3 separate regions of the Mus musculus genome follow, and all the other regions are linked to region 1. Evidence: chromatin loops called from intact Hi-C (ENCODE). Cell type or tissue: gastrocnemius. All regions are shown on one strand.

What was found. Hi-C counts contacts between places; a loop is a spot of excess contacts. Peaks named below come from ENCODE experiments on the same cell type or tissue, not always from the same donor. Only the 100,000 strongest peaks of a DNase experiment are listed, where the experiment ranks them.
Region 2: it touches region 1 in a loop (2.1-fold over the local background); 3 of 42 quality-filtered maps call a loop at or near these places.
Region 3: a loop joins it to region 1, with 2.2 times the contacts of the local background. A loop is called at or near these places in 2 of 42 quality-filtered maps.

What each region holds. Positions count from the first base shown.
Region 1 is chr17:33,823,210-33,831,209 of GRCm38, reverse strand. It overlaps Rps28 (ribosomal protein S28), which reads left to right and starts at 6,648. Exons shown (of 4, transcript NM_001355384.1): 1 at 6,648-6,776; 2 at 6,864-6,911; 3 at 7,880-8,000. The coding sequence starts at 6,738. It overlaps Ndufa7 (NADH:ubiquinone oxidoreductase subunit A7), which reads right to left and starts at 6,638. Exons shown (of 4, transcript NM_023202.4): 1 at 6,530-6,638; 2 at 5,560-5,609; 3 at 1,394-1,543. The coding sequence starts at 6,580. In gastrocnemius, a CTCF peak has its summit at 4,137 (motif pointing right); DNase peaks (open chromatin) are centred at 2,162, 4,153, 6,109 and 6,654; H3K4me3 peaks cover 3,144 bases; H3K27ac peaks cover 5,922 bases.
Region 2 is chr17:33,680,591-33,688,590 of GRCm38, reverse strand. Hnrnpm (heterogeneous nuclear ribonucleoprotein M) reads left to right here and starts at 3,133. Exons shown (of 16, transcript NM_029804.3): 1 at 3,133-3,324. The coding sequence starts at 3,212. It also overlaps a transcript of Marchf2 not described here. In gastrocnemius, a CTCF peak has its summit at 3,528; DNase peaks (open chromatin) are centred at 3,121, 3,466 and 3,797; H3K4me3 peaks cover 3,125 bases; H3K27ac peaks cover 2,071 bases.
Region 3 is chr17:33,535,921-33,543,920 of GRCm38, reverse strand. Adamts10 (a disintegrin-like and metallopeptidase (reprolysin type) with thrombospondin type 1 motif, 10) reads right to left here. Exons shown (of 25, transcript NM_172619.4): 6 at 6,746-6,829; 7 at 6,497-6,642; 8 at 5,978-6,021; 9 at 5,748-5,853; 10 at 5,511-5,657; 11 at 5,209-5,350; 12 at 616-723; 13 at 140-285; 14 at 1-49. Among named protein-coding and RNA genes, the nearest start is that of Myo1f, 16 kb to the left of the region's middle. In gastrocnemius, a CTCF peak has its summit at 4,593 (motif pointing right); DNase peaks (open chromatin) are centred at 217, 4,599 and 5,299.

The sequences.
Region 1 (8,000 bases):
CCCTCCCCCCCCCCCTCTCTCTCTCTCTCTCTCTCTGTGTGTGTTTTGAAACAGGGTCTTACTATGTACTCCCAATAGATCTGGAACTCAGTATGTAGACTAGGCTGGCCTCCAACTTGTAGCCATCCCTTGTGCTGGGATATAAGATGTGTGCCACTGCATCTGGTCTCAGCGTCTCATTCTTTTTTTTTCTAAGTGTATTGGTATGTCTATGTGTTTTGTAAGTCTATGTGTACAGGTATGTCTATGGATATGGGTAATTTGCCTACATGTATAAGTGTGTGTACCATTTGCATGTTTGGTACCTACAGAGCATCAGATACTCTGGAACAGGAGTTAAGGAAAGTTATGAATTGCCGCATAGGTGCTAGGAGCCCTACCCATGTCCTCTGCAAGATCAACAAGTGTTCTTAAATGCTACATATCGACAGTCCTTGAACCTCATTCTATAAACCAGAATGAGAGCTCTGTTAAATAGAGCATATAGACAGGAAAAGACTGAAGGAAGCAGAAGCCTAACAAAGAGATTGGTCAGTTCAAAGTTACCTTCCTTACAAAGGCTAAACCAGAGGGACCTTCATTATCATGCCAGCCAAAACCTGCTCTGCCAGGGAACTGACTGTGACCTGGTTTCTTAGAAGGCTAGATACACAACTAAGCTTCACTCGGTGGCTTAGACCGAGTAAATGCCTTTCTGTCTTGGTCTGCTGGATCTAGCACAGAAACTCATTCCAGACTATGGCCTCCTATGAACCTCATGAATACTACTGTTATCCTAAGAAAAGACCCCTGAGAACAGGGACCAAGTAGGTTGTTTTCCCTTGGGTTCCTTTGGGGTTCTTTTAATAATCATTTTTGGACATGCATGTCACGTCAGAAGTCAACTTGCAGGCACTGAATTTCTGCTTCCCACATGGATCCATGAGCTCAGGTCATCTAGTTTGACAGCAAGTGCCTTACCCACTAAGCCGTCTTACCTTCCTCAACTTGTTTTAAGACTACCCCTAACTATACCACACAGAATGGCCTGGAACCTGTAAACTTCCTACCTCAGCCTGACTTCACTTCCCCAACGCTGGGATTACAAACACACTACCAGGCCCCTGTCATTTTTTTTAACTTGGGTTCTGGGGATCAAACTCTCAATGCTCATAGGACAAGTAGCTTACTAAGTAAGTTACATTCTCAGCCCTGGCTTGAACTCTTGATTTTCTCAGCTTCAACCTCCTTAGTTCAGGGATCACAATCCTGCCCCACTATACCAGGACTGTGGAAAGCATGTTTCTACCTGCCAGGGAAGAAGAGCCAGTGGCAGTAGGGGACGTCGCAGAGTAAAGCCAATAGCAGTAGGGGATGTCACAGAGCTCTGGACGGGGACACTGAGGATCCTTACCTCTCGGCGGCCTTGCCTGACACCAGGGCCTTTTGTGAGGACATGATGATTGAGGGAGGCACAACTTCCCGGCGGCCATCACGAGTACAGTAGTAATTGTTGGACAGCTTGTGACTGGGGCCCACGGGGAGTTTCGGAGGTGGCTGGGTCCTGAGGGAAAAAAACATTGGCACTGAAACAATGTGACAGTCCCTCTCACTGGCACTCTCCTTTACAAGACTGAGGATTGGAGCTACAAGGGAGGCTGCAGGCCAAAGTCATGTCTTGCTGCATTATCATATTCTATACCTGCGTCTAGAACGAGAAACCAAGCAGCAGACACTAATCTATATATAAAAAAGTCGTCAAGCCAGGTTACAGAAATATGCTCCACCCCAGTCCCTCTAAGTCTCAAATATGGTTAGGTATAGAGGACCCTTACTGAAGTTCCCAAGACAAAGAAGAGACCTAGACATGCTCCTATCCCCAACACAAAGCTAAGCTTAGCAGCAGCCTTCCTTCCTACCTACACATGCTTATGAAAATCAGGTCAGAGTGCCAAGCTGTGACCATCCCTCATCCAGCAATTGTAGTCTCTAACACTGAAGCACAGCCCCAGATTACCCAACTGAAGTGCCTTTCTCCCCACCCCCAAAGACTAGGTCATAGAACTTTTTAATTCCTTGTTATCTCAGGAACCCTTTAAATCACCCTGCTGGGATAAAGGCTTATTACTCAAAGAACACCTTGCCCTGGGAACTCATCCAAGTTCCTGGCCTTCCTGCCACTGTGTGGTCTACTGCCAAGATTCCCTGGAGAGGGAAGCAGAGGGTTACATGGAACAAAGCTCAGCCTGGCCTCGGGCTAACCCTGAGCTTACCAAGCAGCCTAAGGCCTCGAAAGCAAACACTGAACTTCAAACAAAAAGGAAAATTCCCAGGGACAAAGGTGGGTGCTCATAAACAGTTGGGTTTTATTTGTTTATTTGGCTACATTTCAAATTTGGCCACCATTTTTACCCAGCAAGTTCTCCTTAAAAATGTAAAAGCCATTTTATTTTTTAAATAAAAAATATGGCAGAGCTGAGAAATGGCTTAGCAGTTAACACTGGCTGCTCTTCCAAAGGACAATGTTTCTATTCCCAGCAGCCACATGGCACCTCACAACTGTCTGTCATCCAGCTCCAGGTTACCTGACAGCCTCACACAGACAGACGTGCAGACAAAATACCAATGCACAGGAAGAGCAAGCAAAAGAATCAGCTTAAGGTCATTCTCAGCAACGGAAGCTCCAAGTCAGCATGGGTTACATGAAACTGTCTAAAAAATATTAAACAAAAAAAGAAACAACAACAAAGGCTAGACAGCAGCTTATCCATTAAGAGTAAATGCTATGCAATCATAAGGAACAGAGTGTAGATCCCAGCAGATGCATAACAAGCACAGCATTCCACAAATGCCTGCAACTCCAGTCCCATGGGATCCAATGCCTTCTCCTGGCTTCTGTATGCAAACAGGAACATCTTCACACATATGCATAGAAACAATTTATATGACTTATATAGTTTATTTAATAATGGGGGGAGGTTGGGTTTTTTGTTTTCTTGAGATAAGATCTCTGGCTGTCCTAGAATTCTATATAGACCAGGCTGCTGGCCTCAAATTCAGAGTTCACGTGCCTCTGCATTCCAGTCCTAGGATTTAAAGGCCTGTACCACTATGCCTAGCTTAAAATGTCCTAAGACTGCCAGGCAGTGGTAGAGCACACCTTTAATCCCAGCACTCAAGGGGGTACAGACAGGCGACAGGAGGATCTCTGAGTTCTAGGCCAGCCTGGTCTACAAATAGAATTCCACAGCAGCCAGAGCTACACAAAGAAGCCCCATCTCAAAAAACCTAAAAATTTCCTAAAATTAGCTGGAGTACATGCCTTTTAGTCCCAGTACTCAGGAAGCAGAGGAAGACAGATCTCTGAATGCAAGACTATCCTTGTCTACAAAGCAAGTTTCAGGATACCAAGGGCTACACAGAGAAACTCTGTCAAAAAAACAAAACAAAACAAAAACCCTTTTAAAATTAAAAAAAGGTAAAGTGAGACATATGGCTGGATACTGACTGGGTACACCACTACAGTCCCAGTACTCAAGACACTGAAGCAGGAGAGGTGCAGAGCCGAGTTCCAGGACAGCCTGAGCTGCCCAGTGATACCCTGTCTTTTGAGGAAAAGGCTGGAGACTGGAGAGGTGGCACAATAGGCAGCATTTCTTGCAGAACCCCAGTTCAGTTCCCAGCACCCACATGGTGGCTTACAACCATCCATAACTCCAGTTCCAGGAGATCCAACAACTTCTGGCCTCAGAGATATTGTATGCATATAATGCCTGTACAGCCATACATGCACATAAAACATCCACACACAAAACAAAATAAAACTTAAAAAAAAGTGATAGCCAGGCAGAGGGCTCAGCACGTAAAGGTGCTTGCCACCAAGCCTGATGACCTGACTTTAATCTCTGGGACCCAAATAGTGGGAAGAAAAGAACTATTACCACAAGTTTTCCTCTGACCTATACACAAACACACACAAACATAAACAATAACTCCAGTAATATTAAAAAGGAAAAAGCTATAAAGTTCTAAAATGACAAACACATCTGTGAAATTTAGAATTTGCCTGAAGAACATATATGCTATGTTCACATATATGTTCATCTGTTCACAGCAAAGTAAAAAGAACATTTGTCCAATGCCAAAACCCAAGTGAACCACTAGAGGGCGCCTTTACCCCGAAGAAGCTGGCTCCTGCCTGTATTTCCAGTAAATCCGTGCAACTCCTTTCCCTTACAGCCTTCAAGCCAACTTGGGGTCCATGCCATTCAGGACTACAGTGTAAGAGCTTGCCTCTGAACAGGAACACATGCCCAGCCAATTCAGCATGTGAAACTGATCAAAGTAAGACCTGCCTTAAATAGATAAATAGATAGATAGATAGATAGATAGATAGATAGATAGATAGATAGATAGATAAATGTTGTTTTTATAAATGTTTTTTTAATGCATGCTGTATTTATCCCTCCCTGACAACATCCACAAAAGAAATAAAGACAATTATGAGGCTGTTGAGATGGCTCTCTGGGTGGAGCACTTACTTGTTACTCTTGGAGAGAACCAGAATTTGATTCCCACATAGTGGCTCACAATCACCCGAAACTCTAGTTCCAGGGGTTCTCACGCAGTCTCCTGAACTCACAGGCATCAGGCCCATATACATAAACTCATGCAGGCACAACACACATATGAGTATAAATAAATCTAAAAATCTTTTAAGAAAAAAAGATGAAGATAGAATTTAAGTTGAGGGCTGGTGTAGTTCACTTGATAAAGGCATCCCTTGCACTACGTAAACCTAGTATACTGCTATATACGTATACTGCTATATACGTATAGTGGTATCTACTGCTGAAATCCCAGCGCTTTGAAGACAGAAGCAGGATCATGAGTGTAAGGCCATACTGCAGCTACACGACAATTTTGAGACCAGACTGGGCACTGTTTCAGATATTTCCCTCCCTTGGCGTCTGCTGGGTTTTCACACAGGGGCTCATTCTGAACTCAGCAAAGTGAGGTGGAGTCTCTGAGTGCTAAAGCCACCAACCCCACAAAGCAAGAACACTCGTTTGTATTGGCATCCAAAAGCCTGAGGACAAGGCAAAGACTCATCAGTATATAAATGTGATCAAAACTGACTTTAAGCAATGACTTGGCCTACATGGGCCTCATCCTCCCCCTTCAGTAGCTTGAGAACATAGCATTTCATGTGGGTGGTCACAATGAAGACTGCAAAGCTACCCAAGAGACCAACAAATAATACAACCTATCTCCTAACTATTCCAAGACAACCCAATGAAGTTAAAAGTTAAATTTTTGCTTTCACAGCCTGACAAGAAAGATCTCTGCTCAATTCTCCAAGGAAAGTTCAAGAGAACAGCAAATTTAGGGTTGTTTTTTCACGTTTGTTTATTAGACAGGGGTTAACCTGGAACCCATCATGTAGATCAGGCAGGCCTTGAACTCAGAACTCAGCCTGCCTGTTTCCCGAGTGCTGGGATTAAAGACTGTACCACTATGGCCAGCCTTGGGTTTGGTGGAAGAATGTCAGGATGAAGGCAGCAAGCACGGCCTGCTCACCGCTTGGCGATCTCCTGGTAGCGCAGCTGTAGCTTCGCCTGCAGGTCTTGCTGTGGGAGGAGAGAAGAAGTCAGAAACTAGGGAACCCCAGGATAGGGTTAGCGAACAGAAGTAGCCAGTTAGGGTAAGTTTACAAGTCATGCATATGAAGAAAGGCAAGGGCATGGCTTACAAAACTTTAAGGCTAAGTTTCCAGCCTTTCCAAGATCTAACCTAAAAAGCCTTCCTTTTAAAGAAAATCTCCTCTGTATATGGGTCAATATACTAAACGTGCTTACCCTAACATTATGGGAATTCTCACCCAAACAGTTGCTTACTAAGCTCCAGTGCTAGATATACCTCCTTTCTTGGACCCTAAATTATCTCTCCTCTTATCCATCTCCAACCTCCCAGGAGCTGCAGAGATCTACAGCTTCCCTGACCTCTTTGTTTTCTTCCAAAATCTAAAAACTGGTCCTCAGCCTTCCAAAAACAGGGGCACAAGATTCCAAGCTGATAGCCGGGCGTGGTGGCGCATGCCTTTAATCCTAGTCGGGAGGCAGAGGCAGGCGGATTTATGAGTTCAAGGCCAGCCTGGTCTACAAAGTGAGTTCCAGGACAGCCAGGGCTACACAGAGAAACCCTGTCTCGAAAAAGAAAAACAAAAACAAAAACAAACAAACAAACAAAGATTCCAAGCTGATACGGGGGATGAGGAAACACCTGGTCTCACGTGGGAGACAAATGAGGCGAAGAGAGAAAGGGATAGGAAGAGGGGCGGGGCGGGGGGGAGCTAAAGCCAGGCAATCTAAGGCCAAGGAAATCCCAGTAACCCGGCCAAAAACATTTAGGACCTTGAGTCTGACTACTGGAGTCACAAATTCAGGGATCCTGGATTATCCACTGAACTAAGGAGATGTTAAGGGGGATAGGATTCAAGGGCGTACAGAACCCAAATCCTTCCCGGCCCGGATCGGAACAGCACACGCACCCCAGACGCCCAGTTCCGCAGCTTTTGGATAACGCGAGTAGCGGACGCCATATTCCTTCCGCTCCGAAGGACGCTGGTGACGACTCTGTCCCGAGGATTCCTGGGTACCGCGTGCGGTCTCGCGAGAGCGAAAGTGAGGCGTGGTCAGAGCCGACTATAAAAGGCATCCCCTGCTCACGTGACTCCTCTCCGCCAGATCGCCGCCATCATGGACACGAGTCGCGTGCAGCCCATCAAGCTGGCTAGGGTGAGGCGACTGCGGGTGTTTAGAAACCTGAATAAAGAGAGAAGAAAGCTGAACATGTCGAGCCTAACTTTCCCTTATTTCCTGTAGGTAACCAAAGTGCTGGGCAGGACCGGTTCGCAGGGACAGTGCACGCAGGTGAGTGATGGGAACATTCGGACCACTTCCTGGGGTCGGAGCGGAGTCCTCCCGAGTACCAGGATTATAACTGGATTTGGTGACGTTTAATTCTAGTAGCTAGGTTCAGGGAGGATATGACTTTGTAAGAAACGCGGATACCGTAGTAAGACTGCCTTTGAAAGCTTTGGTGGTTTTTTGTTGGGGGGGGGGGGGTGTTCTAGACAGGGTTTCTCTGTGTAACCCTGGCTGTCCTCGAACTGAGAAATCCGCCTGCCTCTGCTTCCCAAGTGCTGAGATTAAAGGCGCGGGCTACCACTGCCCAGCTAAAAGATTTGGTTTTTAAAGAGGTGGAGTTGGCGGGACCTGTGTGTCAGTAGTAGACTTGCTTACCATACAAAGAACCCGAAAAAACTTGAGTACTGAACTCAAAGCTAGTAATTAAAGATGTCTAAGGAAGTTCACTTGGAGTTCCAGTCAAGCTTAGGCTACAAAATGATCCAGTACCGAAAAAACCTGGGCCACTGTTGATAGTGTGCTTGCCTCGGTCCACCACATAGAACAAGAACGGTAGGGCATCTCACCTACTCCAGGAGACAGACAAGCCTAGGCTAAAGATGCCCTGACCGTTCGTTCCCCTGGCTTATACCCAGGTCTCCCATCACAGCTAATTAAGAAACTAAGGTAGGGGGACCCGTAGATCAGGGCCAGCCTGAAGTAAGTTGGAGGCACCCAGATAAAATTGTAAGTGGGGAGGGTGTTGTAATTCCAGAAGGATCACAGGATTTCAAGGTCAGATCAGGCTACAGAGACCCTATCATGTGAGTGATTCAATGCCTTTGGTCTGGCAAATGAGACCTTAAGAGTAACAAATGCTTGTAACTGCTGAACCATCTGACCTGACCAGCCCCTGTCCCAGGCTCTGGTCCATATTACCTTTCCACCCCACTAGTAAGTAGCAGCATTTAACTCTTGTATTGGGCTTGTAGGTGCGAGTGGAATTCATGGATGACACCAGCCGCTCTATCATCCGAAATGTCAAAGGCCCCGTTCGAGAGGGTGACGTGCTCACCCTATTGGAGTCAGAAAGAGAAGCTCGAAGGTTGCGTT
Region 2 (8,000 bases), 140 kb after region 1:
TTAATAATAATAATAATAATAATAATAATAATAATAATAATAATAAAAACTTGACAGTATACCAGGGCCATGTATGTAACTCAATTGTACAATCTTAGGATTTTACTGCTGTGAACAGATACTATGACCAAGGCAACTCTTTTTTTTTTTTATTTGTTTGTTTTTCAAGGCAGGGTTTTTCTGTATAGCTTTGGCTGTCCTGGAACTCACTCTGTAGACCATGCTGGCCTTGAACTCAGAAATCCGCCTGCCTCTGCCTCCCAAGTGCTGGGATTAAGGGCATGTGCAACCACTGCCCGGCAAGGCAACTCTTATAAGAACACCATCCAATTTCGGGCTATCTTACAGCTTCAGAGATTCAGTCCATTATCATTAAGGCAAGAGCATGGCAGCATCCAGGGAGGCATGGTGCAGGTGGAGCTGAGAGTTCTGCATCTTCGTCTAAAGGAGGCTAGTGGAAGACTGACTCCCAGGCATCTAGGTCAAGTGCATTAAAGTCCACACCCACAAGCCTACATCTACTCCAACAAGGCCACACCTACAACAGTGCCACTCCACGGGCCAACCATATACAAACCATCATAGGTACAAAATATTTTTATCATGTGGGAAGTCCTGGTTCCATTCCAAAAGGAAAAAGGTAAGAACAATTTTCACATATTTTTTATTTCCAATTTGCCAGATCCCATAAATTCATTATAACTAATGATAATACTCTCTATACCAATCTGGGATTACCATGGATGAGACCCAAATCTGAGCTTGTTTCATATCTCTCCTCTTCTCTGGGGAAGAAGTTATTACCTTGATTTCTAAAGGTGGGAAGACAGAGGCTCAACATATGAAGACCTTTATCTGAAGTTCTACATCTTTAGGAGCTGGGGATGCCCCAGTGTTAAGCTTTGTGCCCTACCCTCTGGCAGACTCAGGAGAGATGTAGAATATGGCTGTGGTAATAACAGCTTCAGTTGCTCCTCATTCTCTTTTGTTTAGTTGGCCCTGGAATAATATAAATAGACTATTCTCAAATTTGTGGTACTCCTCTAGTGCCTGCCTCTGGAGCACTGAGATTACAGGTATGTGCCACCATGCCGGGCCAGCTCACTTTTGAGTTCTTGTTGCATGCTGAATTATGTAACAGCCCAGGGCTCTTGGCATTTTCCTGCATTGTATGCGCAGGACAGCCCTAAAAGGTGGTTTCTGGAGAGCATTTTGCTTACTTACTGGGTTTTTTTTTGTTTTTGTTTTTGAGACAGGGTTTCTCTGTGTAGCCCTGGCTGTCCTGGAACTTACTCTGTAAATTAGGCTGGCCTCAAAGTCACAGAGATCCACCTACTCTGACCCCCAAGTGCTGGAATTAAAGGTGTGTACTACTACTGTCTGGCAGGAGTCTTTCATTAACCCTACTTCCAGATGAGCAAATTGAGCCTCAGAAAAGCAGTCTCATCATCCCAGTGGGTCCAGTACAGTCTGGTCTTCCCTGTTGTTTTCTGCACCCATCTCTTGCCTAGTACACAGGCTCATGCATGGTAGTATCTTGCTGCCCTGACTGGAAACTCAAGGGGAAGTCAATTTTTCAGAAAGTAAAGACTCAGAGGCTGGAATCTGGCCCATAGGAAGAGCAGGTTGGGAGACTTCGTGACTGGAACAATATGATTGAGGAACAGAGCTGATGTGATCAGGCCTTGGGTGACTGGTGAACTGATATCCATAAAAAAAAAATTTATGTAAAAACACACAAGCATCTTCACTCTTCTGGCCTACCAAGCTTGGTACCTATTTCTCATCATAACTTTGGAATGTAGGGTCCCAGGAAATGGTGTCAGGGTGGTGCCGTAAGGAGAGATAGAATAGGAGGGAGGGAGGGGAAAGAAGGGGAAAAGAGGAGTCGGAAAAGGGTGGGAGGGAGGTTTCTGTTATACATCTCTTCTAATGCTTTGAATTACATGGAGAGTTTTAGTTTGATATTAACCTGTCAAGAATTCTGCATGCAGGGTTGGCTCTGTCTTAGTGGGTAAAGATGTTTGCTGCCAAGTTTGACAACCTAAATTTGATTACTGGAAAGAGAAAATCAATTCCCACATGCCAGCCATGGCATGCTCAAAGCCTGTATTCAATCATTCCCCCTCCATCCCCCCCCCAATAAAAATAATTCCTGCCAACATAATTTTTATATTTTTTCTCCATTTAAGGAAAGCTGATCTCTCCTTGACATGCCACGGACATTGTCAAAGCAGTTGTGGTTACTTGCACAAGATAGAACCTCATCATGTTGGGGTGGGGGAGCCTTGGGAGGCTTCACCCTTCCCTGAAGATCTATTGGTAGTAGATGCTGGAGGAAAGAGGTGTCATTTTCCTCAGTGTTGTAGCCACCTATTTAGTTGCCCCAATAAATCAACCCCTAATCTATGCTCTTGCAAGCAAACCCAACTCAGTAGGTCATAAAACAAAGACAAGGAGGTACATGGAGGAACTTGTTGGAAAGAAGGTACAGTGGAAATGCGGGAAATAAAAGGGCAATGGTAGGTGAATATGATAAAAGAACAGTATAGGGTCAGGGATTGAAGTTGATAGACTGCTAGCATGTTCAAATCACTGGGTTCAATTCCTAGCACTGATTAGCCTGGTTCCTCTGGCCTATCATTCTAGCACTCAAGAGGTGTAGGCGGCAGCTCAGACATTCAAGGCCAGTATTGGCTAGAAACTGTCTCAACAACAACAGCAAAACCCCAAGCAAGCGCAAAATACATGATATACATATATGAAGTTGCTGAAAAAAGAAAAAGAAAGAAAAGGCCAGGCGTGGTGGTGCTTGCCTTTATTTCCTGCACTTGGTAGGTAGGGAGAGGCTGGAGGGCTACATAGTGAGACCCTGCCTCAAAAAAGAAAGCTAATGAGTAAAACAAAACGGAAAAATATAAAGTAAGCTGGACCGACTAGGTCCGTATGTGCGCTCGTATTGTAAGTTCGAATGAGCGACACATATCTCTCCCCCTGTCCCACAACCCAACTGTATCTGCGGACATCGGGAAGTGAGGCCTGCCACTGGAGGAGGCGTGGCCTGACGTCCAGGGGGCGTGACCCGAGGCGAGCAGGAAGCGGGAGCCGGTCGCCGCACAAGGAGGCGTTACTGGTCGTTCGGGGTCACGTGAGCGCGCAGGCGCAGCTCGACAGAGCCCGCTCCCTCACACAAAGCCCAGACGCGGAGAAAATGGCGGCAGGGGTCGAAGCGGCAGCCGAAGTGGCGGCGACAGAACCCAAAATGGAGGAAGAGAGCGGCGCGCCCTGCGTGCCGAGCGGCAACGGAGCTCCGGGCCCGAAGGGGTGAGTAGTCTAACAGCAATTGATCCTTCTCTAACTCCAGCCAGGTTACTTCGCAGCTCCGTTAGGTCTGTGGGCCGCTTTCTCTTCTCCCACGGCGGCGCGGCGTCTGCGCAGGCCTTTTCCCTGCCGAGAGTTGGGGGCGGCCAAGGCTGTGACGACGACGAAGCCAGGAGAGCCTAATGGATCGCCCCCTGCCGACAGCGCTTGCCTCCGCTGCCTCAGCCTCCTGGCTGTCTGAGCGCGTCGTCGAGGCCTCAGGCCTGTGGCCTGGTATTTTATTCTCAGAGCAGTGATGGCGCGCGGGCTGCGGGAGATCAGGGCCCGCAGCACCTCTCACTGGGGTCTCGAGGGTTGAACCATTAAGACTGTGTAGTTTCAACCCTTCAGCATACAATCCATAGTAGTGGAAGTATTCTGTCTCAGTTTCTCAGATCTGAGAAGTTAGGGGCGGGAGGCTTGCGCGTGCGAGGTGTCACGTGTACGGTCGGCGGCGCGACCCGGAAGGTGTCGACATGACTCTTGTTGCGGGGTTCCGAGACACCGGTGTTACCCTCATTCTGCAAGAAGTGCTTCTTCCATTAGAATGGCCCCGGACCCGGGCTCCTGGGCTGGAGTTCTTTCCCCTCTTTATAGTCCTACTTCCTAAAGTGCAGTTGGTACCAATGGGAGAAATGGTCTTTGCTTGCTCAGTGTTCATCCTTAGCAACAGACCTAAAGTGTTCGGGTAGAGGCACCACTTCGGGGTTTCAGAAATTAAAATAGACAGACGTCATCATCCCTTTTTTGGAATCCTGCTTGGAGATCTGTCTAGGGACCTTGATTCGTTATTATAAGTGTCCTAGCATGGCCTGAGGAGTCCCAGCCTTTTGGGAGGAGTGGGAAGCTGCAGGATCCAGAGTGCAAAGTGTGGCCAGACTATATAGAGTGAGTTCAGTCTAGGTTGCCATTTAGTCATTGGGAAATTGAGCTAGACCCTAACTCTCAAAAAGAGGGATGAAAACATAGCAATAACCTGGCACTCCAAAGTCCCTAGATTCGATTCCTAATATCAGACCACAGGGTGGTCTTTCTGAGCCCTAAAAAGTTTTCTTCAAGGAGGAAACCATAAGATTCTGCTCCTGTGAAACTCTCCTCATACTGATATACTAATATATCAGCTTGAGGAGGTCTGGAGAAACATTTTGGTTCTAAAATCAGCAGCCCATGTCTCTGAATTTTTGTTTTCCATCAAATGTATAAGGTGGGAAGTTTTAGGACTCTGGGAGTTGAGAGTACTTAAAACACTTGTTAGTGAAGCATTTACCAAGTAATGGCTATTTTGTTACTGGAGGAAATTTCATATCTTTTATCTTAGTTAGGGAGAAGTAAAACACCATTGGTTAACTGGTTCTTGTGTGTTATTCAGCACTGGAGAGGCTGCGTGAGTTCCAGAGCTGATTCGGCTCAAGATTTGCCTAAGCTACATAAGTACTTGCCTGTCGTGTATGAGTGTGTAGATTATAGCCCATTAATAGAGTAGTTACTCAAGATGCACAAGGTCCTGGGGTTCACCCCATAGTACTAAAAGGATAAAGAGGCCTCTCTTTACTACCAGAAAGGCTCAGCTTAGGAGTGTGCTCATTTTTAACTTTCCCTTCCATCCTCTTGGGAACTCGGGGTCTTGAGGATGCTAGACAAGCACTCTTACCTCTGAGCTACACTTGAGCACCTTTAGTTAGTCTCATGTTCAGATTTTTCAGCTTTTGTCATAGAGATGCCTTGTAGGATCAGATTCCCTCTTCTAGTCTTTGTTGTTTTCAGTTTTTGAGTTAGATGCCTGGGCAAACTGTAGAGTCTACAGTGTAGACTGTGATGGCTTTGAATTCAGAACAACGCCTCTGCTTCTGTCACCTCCACCCAGTTGCTGGAATTACAGGTGTGTACTACCACGTCTGGTTCACTTTCTAGGATTTCAGAGGGCCTTATTTAAAAAGCTTTAAGGAAGTTAATTTCTGTCCAGAGTGGTAATGCATGCCTTTAATCACAGCACTTGGGAGGCAGAGGCAGGTGATTATCTGAGTTCAAGGCCAGCTTGGTCTACAGAGCCCAGGACAACCAGGGCTACACAAAGAAACCCTGTTGCAGGGGCAAAAAATTATTTCCTATATATAGAATGCAATGCCGCTAGAGCCTTTCTATATGAAAGATTGCATTTTTAATAGAACACGGTCCTATGGTACAGTTTTAAATTTCCACTGTCTGTATTCAGATAGATAACTTGTGGCTGAGTCATTTGACAGACAGAATGTGCATAGGAAGTATCAGATGAAATAGCCCTTGTGGGAAAGAACCTGAGTGGTCTCAGACTGGCTTAATGGAGGATACCTGAGAAAGTGGCAGCACTTAGTTTTGTAGTGTGGGTGAAAAATAATTGTTATTTTTGCATCACAAAGTTCTTGAAACAAACTCTTTTAAAAGCACAGAGTGTCTTTTTCTTCCCACCTTTTGACTAAGATTTGAACCCAGGTTTTCGTGCTTGTTAAGTATGCATGTATATTACCTAGTGAACCTTCTCACTAGCTTGCTTTTTTTTTTATTAAAAATATTATGAGAATGCATGTTTTGTCTGCGTATGTGTCTATGCACAACATGCATGTACATGGAGGCCAAGAGAGGGCATTGGGTCTCCTGGCACTAGAATTTTAGACAATTGTTGGCTGTCATGTGGGTACTATTACTTGAATCCAGGCCCTCTGGAAGAACAGCCAATATTCTTAACCACTGAGCCATCTCTCTAGCCCATTTATTTAGTTTTTGATAGTAGAGATCAATTGATGACCTCCTGCATGCTAGGCAAGAACTCTACCACTGAGCTGCATACCTAATTTTATTTTTTATTTTTAAGTGTTCTGTGTATGCACACAGGTGAGTGCCAGTGCTTGGAGGCAGGAAAAGGGTGTCAAATCACCTGGAGCTGGAGTTACAGGAAGTTGGGAACTATGGGTGCTCTTAACCACTGAGCCATCTCTACAGCCCCATTGTTTGGGGTTTTCAGACAACATTTCACTCTGTAGGTCAGGCTGGCCTTGAATCCTGCTGCTCTGTCTCCTGAGTGCTATGAATACATATGTGTACCATCATGCTCTACTCTTATTTCCTGTACTTTTTAAAAGTGATTGTGTACTTGGTGAAGAGTACTTTTAAGGCACATTAGATTGTTAGCTCAAGATTAGAAATGGAAGCTCTGTATTATTTGAGTGTGTGCTGTTAGAGCTTTGCTGTTACTTTGTCCTTTGATTTTTTTTTTTTTTTAATGACTACAGAAACAGATACCAGCCTGCAAAGATAAGCTTGCTTTTACTTTTTTTTCTCTCTTCAAGGGCTTCCCAAATGGACTCTCATATTACTCTGCTTTGCAGTATTAGTTAAAACTGAACTGTCACTTTGGTAGTTTGTAGTGAGTTCAGTGCTTAGGTTTCTTCTGTGATGGACAATGGTTGGAATGTTTTAAAACCTCCCAAGTGAATACAATACAGAAAGGCTAGGAGCAAATAGGTCTCCCTTTTTACACCTCAAAATTATTATTGGTGTGCTGTGTGCTAATTCTTTTAAAGACTTGTGACTTAGTAGTAGCCTCCACTTAAAAATGAGAGAATATATTATTCAGACTTGGATGTATGACTCTTAACTCTTTGTTACCCACAGTACTGGTCCTTACATATTTTGCTCTTAACGTATACCAACTCGCTTTTTGTCTTAGTATCTTTTTGTACTCAATTTATATTTGTTGAGGCAGGGTCTCACTTTAGATCATGTTTGCTTTAAACTAGATTGTGTTTGCTCTAAACTCAGAGATCACCTCTCAGTGCTAGAATTAAAGGTGTTCTCTACTATGCCTGGCAGATGTTTATTAACAAAGAAAAATAATGTTGCACTTTTATTTTGGGTTTTTTTTTGATGAGAGGGAATTAAGACAGGGTTTGTCTATGTAGCCTTGGCTGTCCTGGAATTCACAGAGAGCCACCATAATCCTACTGTTTTTGTTTTTGTTTGTTAAGGCAAGATCTTATGTATCTTTGGTTGATCTGAAACACCACAGTAGATTGGTCTCTTAATTTACCATACTCCCCCTCCCTCTTATTCCTGAATTCTGAGAGTATGAGTATGTACTACCATACTTCTTGACTAATTCTTTGGTTCTCACAGCAAGCCTGTGTGCTACTATGGATACAGGCTATAGAGTTACACTGGAAATGGACCTGATTATATGTTTTGATAGGGGAAGAATCTGTACCTAGAATAGTGTTCCATTAAGCTCTGAATTTAAAGGCCTTCTGTTGGGGGGGGACTTTATGTAAAAGATTATTTTCAAGAGGGAGGATGTATTTTTGTCCCAGAAGATGTGATCAGAATTTCAGGGTATTGAGATTTTTCCATATATTGAGAAATTCCAGAAATAGTATGAGTAGAATTAGGTATGGGGGTGTCATGAAGACATAAGAGATGTTAGGATGACAGTGGGGTTTTGTTTGTTTTCTGTTTTTGTTGTTTTACTTGAGATAGGGTCTCTGTATCTCTGGCTGTTCTGGAACTCATTTTATTGTCTAGGCTGGCTTGGAGCTCAGGTTAGCCCTGGGGTTAAAAGCATGTACTACCATGCATATTTAGTATACTAAATAGAGCAGTATAAAGGCATT
Region 3 (8,000 bases), 290 kb after region 1:
CCGGTGCCTTCGTCTCTCGCCCAGACAGTACTTGCCCCCAATGGTTGGCCTGGAAGGAGCAGGGGACAATGGAGAGATGAGGCAGTGGTGAGGAGGTTGAGGGTTGCCTCACTTTTGGGAGAGTGTCTCAAGGGCTGACCTGGGACTGTCGCAGTGACGGCTAGAAGATGACACACCACCGCCACATGACCTGCTGCAGTCACCCCATGGAGTCCAAGGGCCCCAGGCCCCGTCTACACCCTCTGGCCGAGAGCCAAAGGGGACACAGACTCGTTTGTAGCACCACTGAGTGAGGGATGAGAGAGGGAAAGGGGAAGAGGATGAAAGGGATGAGTGTGACTTTACAGAGCTCTGGGTCCAATGCTTCTTTTCTGTCCACCATCCCCCAAATTACAGGTGCAGTCCACTCTGAAATGGGGAGGTGTGACATGAGGAAAGGTTGTATCCGGAGGCAGGGAGTCCGATATACTGCATCACAGCTTGGATCCAGATGCATGGCCAAGGAGCTAACATTGTTCAAGACATGGCTGTGAAAGGTGTGACTTGAGATGCCAGGGGCTCTGGGCTCAGGCAGAGAAGGCAGGGCACAGGCGAAAGGTCTTGGCTGGTGCTTACCCCTTTGTCGATAGTGTGTGTTTGGCACAGTGTTCCCTCAGCAGCTGGGATGCTATTGGTGATGCACCGATTGCTCTTGCTCAGACACCACAGTTCACTGCAGACCTCCTGCATAATGGAAGAGACCTCTCAGGTTCACTGTCATCCCACAGACATGCCTTGGGGGACCCAGCACCTTCCTGGGTCCTAACAATCCCCCTTTGGGATCATGGCCTGATACTTCTTTTTTGTCAGTATGTATGGAACATTTATACTTGCTATAAAAATTTCTTTGAGCATTGTGACACTTATTTTGGTGCAAGAAAAACCATGATGTGGAAAGATAATGTCCTTCTAGGATATAAAGATGGCTCAACAGGTAAAGGCACTGCTGCCAAGCCTGAAGACCCAAATTCAAGCCCTAGGATCGACATGGTGAATGGAGGGAATGACTCCTGAAATGGTCCTTTGACTTCAATACATGTTGGAGAATAAACACGCCCAAAATAAGTAAGTGTAATTTTACAGAAAAAAAACCAAAAAAACCCAAAACCAACCCATTGACATTAGCTAGGTGTCACACCACTCGCAGCCTAGTCTAACCCAGATCTTTGACTTCAGGTTCTTCCCAAATCTGGGACCTATTATGGAAGACAGCAAGGATTTTCACTTTGGGGGGCGGCAGTAAAGCAACACAGGAGAGAACAATTTGAAAAGTCAGGGCTGGAATTTCATTTGTAGTTTTTTTCAGCTGTGAGAATGTGTGGCAGATTCAAGACTACGTAGGATCTGGCTGAATTTGTGTGGCTGTTCCTCTATTTCCTTTGAGTCCTGCTTGGGCTGGATCAGGTCATTTATTTGTTGCACAAAACTGAAGCAGTCCCCGAAAGCTGTTTTTGATTATTCAGCTCAAGGTTAGTATCCCTGGAGAGAAGTTTGACCAGGCTTAGGCATGGCGGGTGAAATTTCACATTCTAGCCTACCTCCTACCCCACCCTCTCAGAATTGTTCCAAGGATTCACCTGTAATCCTCTTTGAACAAAACCTTTCCAAGCAAATCTCTTGAGTTCCAGGCTGACGAGAGACTTGGATTTGAAGGTCTGGATTTGAACTAAGCAATGGCTATAGGAAGGCACCCTAGGGTCAGCTCAAGAAATACCTGCACACACATTTCAAAAACACTCCTTAAACGACAGCTCTCTCTAGAAGAGTATCTGATTTCTGGCCCTCACAGGGACATGCCACGTTTTCTGTCTTCACCTGACTTATATTTTCATGGCCACTTATAAAAATATGAAACCATTTCAGCTTCAACCCCATTTCTAACACCCCTTAAGATGTATTTATTCTAGCCCTGATTTTGACCTTTGCTTCACAAGGAGACACTGTCATAGATGTAATAATTCCTGGGCTACTCTATCATATATGTAATAATTCCTGGGCTACTCTATCATATATGTAATAATTCCTGGGCTACTCTATCATATATGTAATAATTCCTGGGCTACTCTATCATATATGTAATAATTCCTGGGCTACTCTAGATTTCAACTTTGTACTGACTTGGAATTCACAGCCCTTAACTAGGCCTGTTTTTCCATTTGTAAGTCAACCAGTTCAACACCTGTTTTCTGACAATGTCAATGAGACGGCTTATACAAATGTCCTCTCATTGGATAACAATGGACACAGATAGTGCTGGACCAGGAATTAAGCTCACCACATATTAACCAATTATTCTTATTCTATCCCAGGTAGCCTCCATCAGACTCTGTAGCAAAGGATGACTTTGAACTCCTGACCTTCCATCTCAAGTGCTTAGATAGAGCCCAGACTTTATACATGCTAGGCAAACACAGTACCGACTCAGCCCAGCTCCTATCCACCCATGCCCACATGAAAAATATTCATATGCATAAAAATCTAAGTGCCATTCAACAAACAAACAAAGCCAGATATGCGATGCCACTTGTTTGTATATTCTCACATCGAAGAGGTAGAGACAGGTTGGTTCCTGGCCAATGAAAAACCTCGTTTCAAAAAGTAATGACACAAGTAAACAAACGGTTCCGTTTAACACATCGCCAGTCTCAGATCAAGCTTGCGATTCGGACAGTTGCTCTCCTCAATATCCTTTTGTAAAATATGAAGTCAAAGAGTGGTCCAGGTGTGGGGTGTTGGTGTAGAGCGATAGGCTAGCAGTCAACAGCACATGCTGCTTATTTTGAGGATCAGTTTGGATCCCAGCTCACAAACACCAGCCACTCCAGCTCTGAGGGATCTGATGCTGCTCGCCTAGCTAGCCAGCCCCCAGTCACTTGTCTATAGACACACAGGCACACAAACACATAAAGAATACAACGACATCTAAAGGAGATAGGGAGATAGAGGCAAATCTAGCTATGCTGACAAGATGGCTCAGTAGGTAAAACCACCCTGATGACACTCGAGTTTGAGTCTTAGAACCTCTGGTAGGAGATCTGACTTCCAAAGGCAATGCTTTGGCTTCCACATGTATGTATGGCTTCCACATGTATGTATGGCTTCCACATAACGCATAAAGGAAAAATTCAACACTGAAGCAAAATGCTGACTTAAACTACTATCATCCTTGTTAAGTTCCAAGACACAGACGACATTCACAGGTAGACCCAGAATTCCTTAGAATGTGCTGGGGTGGCCAGCAAAATAAAGGTGGGGTGGGCCAAGAGTAAAAATGTCTGGCAATGGGGCTGGAGAGATGGCTCAGCGGTTAAGAGCACCAACTGCTCTTCCAGAGGTCCTGAGTTGAACTCCCAGCAACCACATGATGGCTCACAGCCATCTGTAATGGCATCTGATGCCCTCTTTCTGCTATGTCTGAGGAGAGCAATGGTGTACTCAAATACATAAAATAAATAAATAAATCTTAAAAAAAAATGTCTGGCAATGCACAGTGGCACAGATCGCTGATCCCAGCAGCAAGTGAATTTCTGAGAGTGTTAGGCTAGCTTGGTCTACATAGCAAATTCCAGGCCACCTAGGACTACATAGTGAGACCCTATCTTAAAAATGAAATAAAGTAAAAATGTCAAAATACTGCTTGCTTCGGGATTTATTTCTTGGTGTTATAGTGAGAAGCGAGGAGCAGATTGATAGCCACCTGGTCTCTTTTGCACCAACCTTGGGAATAGCTGTGCAAACTCAGAGGCTGCCTGTGGAGAGTGTGGAAGACCGCAGCTGGGCTAGGCTTACTAGGGCTAAAGCTGAAGTGGGTCAGAGTGTGATTAAGGAAATGATGGAGCTGGGCAGGAGAGGCGCTAACTGGTTGAACTGTCACCAACACAGGAAGCCAGCAGATCTCTAGCTTCCAGGAGTGGGGAGGGAAAGTTAGGAGTGGGGTCCTCTGCACCCCAACTCACTTCTTTTTCTTCTCTATCTCTTTCTACCTTATTCCCTTGACACAAGGTCTCTCACTGAACAAAGTGCTAGAAGTCCCAGTAGCTTGTCTCTACCCTCCCCCTCCCCCTAGCACTAGGGGTCCTAGGGATTCATGTGGGTGCTTGAATTTTGAACTCAGACATTTCTGTTTATGTAGCAAGTGCTCTTGCACACTGAGGTATTTTCCCAATTACTCAGCTCATATTTTTGAGATGGGGGGTCTCACTTCACATAGCACTGGCAGGCCTGGAATTTGTTATATTATGAAGTCAGACAGGCAGTCTTATTTCAAACTCACAGAGGTCCACTTTCCTCTGCCTCCTGAGTGCTGGGATTAAAGGTGTGAGCCCCGTGCCCCCTCCGCAACACATACAACCCTGCCCTAGCTCACTTATTGATGCCAAGATGGAACTTTTGAGTCTGAACCTCAGGGAAGATAAGGGAGTTGGTCAGAGTCCCTGGAAGGCTCTCTCCGGTTCATTGGCAAGTACAGTAGTAGCCCCATTTCTAGGGAAACTATTTCACCAAGAATCTGCATATGTTGCTCAGAGGTCTTATGTTGCTGCAGCCCACAAGTGGCCTTTAGGGGGCACTCTAATCTAGCCCTCAAATTAGCTGTCCAGACATGTAAGCCATCCCATTATGTGTGTGTGTTTGTGTGTGTGTATACACCCATGTGTACAGGTACTCCAACATGCATGGCACACATGTATGTTGAGGCCAGAAGCCAACAACCTCAGGATAGTTCCTAGGTAGCTATCCTTCTTGTTTTTTGAAACAAGGTTTCTCACCAAATCTGAAATTTACCAAGTAGGCTGGCTGGCCAGTGAGCCCCAGGAATCTACCTACCCCTGCTTCCCCATTGCCCAGTGTTTATAAACATGTGCCACCATGCCAAGCTTATATATGGTTTTGTTGATCATACCTTAGGCTTGCAAAGCAAACCCCTTCCTGACCGAGTGCTTTCCCCAAGCTCAGAACTACATTCTTATTCTCACTCTTTGTTGGTCTGCTTGGTAAGTGGATACGCCACACACTTTGGTCCTCCCATATCCCAATAGGGAGTATGGAGTTCATTTCATCCCTTCCCCTGCTGTCCTGTCCCTCTGTTTCCCTAGAAGGGCTTCCAGTGAAACTTTCCACCCTGTGGCCACCTCCCCTTCTCAGGAAGGAAAGCAGGAAGGCTCTCTCTACCCCGTATTTACACTGACGCGATTTGACTCCATGCTGGAATCGGCACTGCTCATCAGCATCATAGGCCTGGCCGGGAGCCACCGTTGGGTACACGAAGTCCTGTCTAGGAGGCCGGTTATTCAAGCAAAGCCCCAGGCCCGAGCTGTGATTAGAAAACAAAAACAAAAACAAAAAAAACAGCTGTCATGCCAAGGGGCTACACGGTCATGACCTCAAGGTTATACCAGCTAGGTGTGGTGGTGGAGTCAGCTCTCCCAACATATCTGTGCCCCACTTAAGTGGGCGATGTGTCCCATGCTCACTCCAGAAAGCTGGTGATGTAGTCTCGACTACACGATGACCACACGAATGGATTAGTCTTCATGGTAATGTGGGCAGCCATGAGCTTCGCTGGGTCCTGCCCACGGGCCCCACAGCCGTTTCCCACGCCATCGTGATTCATGCCAAATCTGAGGAGAAGAGTATCAGCTCTGCTAAGAACTAAGGGAACCCAACCCAGATCCTCGGATCCTCCCCTATCCTGTGTCCCCTGGCCTCACGTGTGCCCGATCTCATGGGCAATGGTGAAAGCCGTGGCCAGGCCGATATCTTCATTGATACTGCAGCTCCTCTCACGCTCACACATTCCACCCACAGGGGCCAGGCCTGGGAAAGGGGAACGTGGGGTGGGTCAAGGGACCCAAGGCTGTGCAGGCTATCCACCACGGGAGGTCTCACCCCAGGATCAAGGCCACCCTCCATGGTGCCTGGAACCAATGGGACTCAATACCTAGAGTGCCGCAGGGTTTGTTCTTGTAGATGCAGATGTCATAGCTGTGGAAACAGAGGGCAGTGAGAGTGCTGGGTGGCCTCCTTGGCTGATGCCAGAGGCCTCAGTTTTGGCGTAGAAGACAAGGACAGGTGGGAGCACGTGTGCTTGTGTATGAGTGTGCACCTGTGTGAGCGAGCGACAAGGTCTTTTGTAGCTTCCTACTTCCTTCAGTGCTGAGCTTTGACGACTGAGTGTTGCCTAAGCCTTATGCTGTGCCCCTCCTAGAACCAATCAGTTGGTCTTGAGGATGCTGATAGTACATGAATGACTAAGTGATTGAATGGAATAAATGACTTCGTGGTTAGGGCTCAAACGTCCCCTCCCATTTTCAGGCTCTCTGCATTTTCTCCTTGGCTCCTTACAGGCTCCCAACTCCTTCTATCCTCCACAAGCAATTGTTCCCCTTCCTTGGACTCTGATGATCCCTTCTCTGCTTGCTCCATTGGCCTCAGCCTTGGAGTCCTTCCTGCTCCTTACCGTGTGATGAGCACAGCTGTGTCATGGTTTGCCACACCATTCTCTGGGATGGCGTTGCCATGGCCACTGTGGCTCACGATGGATTTCTGCCACTTACAGAAGCTGTCCAGTGACTTCCCGGCATGGTGGGTGATCTCCAGGGTGGGCTGGGGATGGGAAAGTTGAGGTGCGTGGGTGCTCTGCCACTCTGGGACATCAGCCAGCAATGATGTGGATAGAGAGAGGGTGAAACACACCCCAGACCCCTACCTGGTCCTCTGTGAGCAGGATGAGGCGAGTGACCAGGATGTTGACGATGTTTCCCAGACTCGAGTCCTGGAAAAGTTTGGCAACCTGACCTCCAAGAAACAAGAGAGACCGAGTCTTAAGAGGAGCCCAGAACAGTGAAAGACAGAATAGTGGGGTGATGGCTCAACTAGTAAAGGGCTTGCCATTCAAGCATGAGGACCTGAGTTCAATCACCCATTTAAAAACAAACAAACAAAACAAAAACCAGGCACAGGGCACACACTCATCTGTGGCCCCAGCACAGGTGGAACCCTGAATCTACAAGTTCCAGGTTCAGTGAGAGATCCTGTCTCAAAACGAAAGGTAGAGAACAATGAGGGAGGGGCTCACGAAGCATCGCTCCTAGCTGAGGAGCTATTGTTAGTTAATGGTTTCTGGGGGAGGGAGGGGTAGTTTTCTTCAGCGATGTGGCTCTGGTTGATGGTCTCTTCTCCTCCAAGCATTTAGGTTAAAGGAAAACAAACAAAACCCAAAAAATGATCTAGATTTTGTGGCACAATTTTAATCCCAGCACTCAGAGGCAGAGATAGAGAGATTCAGGTCAGCCTAGTCTATAGAGTTTGTTCCAGGCCAGCTAAGGATAGTGAGACCCTGTCTTTAAAAAGAGTACATGAAATTAGATTGGGAGACATAGTAGGGACAATATGGGTGGAAGAGTTGTGGGAGAAAGAGTAGAAGGTGGATATGCTCAAAACACACTGTACACACATATGGAATCCTCAAGGAATAAATAAAAACTATATAAAAAGATGGAGAGCCACCGAGGAAGACAGCAGTGTTAACCTTTGGCTTTCACAACTGCATACACATGCTCCTTGGCCTCAAAACTAAAGAGCAAAAGCAGAGATAGTAGTTTTCTTTAGTAACTACTGGGTGCTGGGTGCTAGGTAAATGTGCTGCCTGTATCATCTCATTATTCTCATTTACACATCAAAGAGCAAGGTGCTGATGCACCGACGGCAGGATGCATGGCTGGTGGTGCCATTGGTGAGACTCTAGTCTTTATTGCTTGCCAGCACATCTCTCTTTGACTGTCCCAACTCAGTTTTTCTCTACTTGTCCTCCAAATCCCATTTTTGTCCCTCCCAAAATGCCCAGTGGCGGCATGAAGGATGTGAATGTGTCCTTACTTCTTTGCCATCTAAAGGTACCAATCTAAGTATCAATACAGAAAGGTGGAAGCAAGAGAGCAAGAGACAATGGAGAAGCAGGCAGG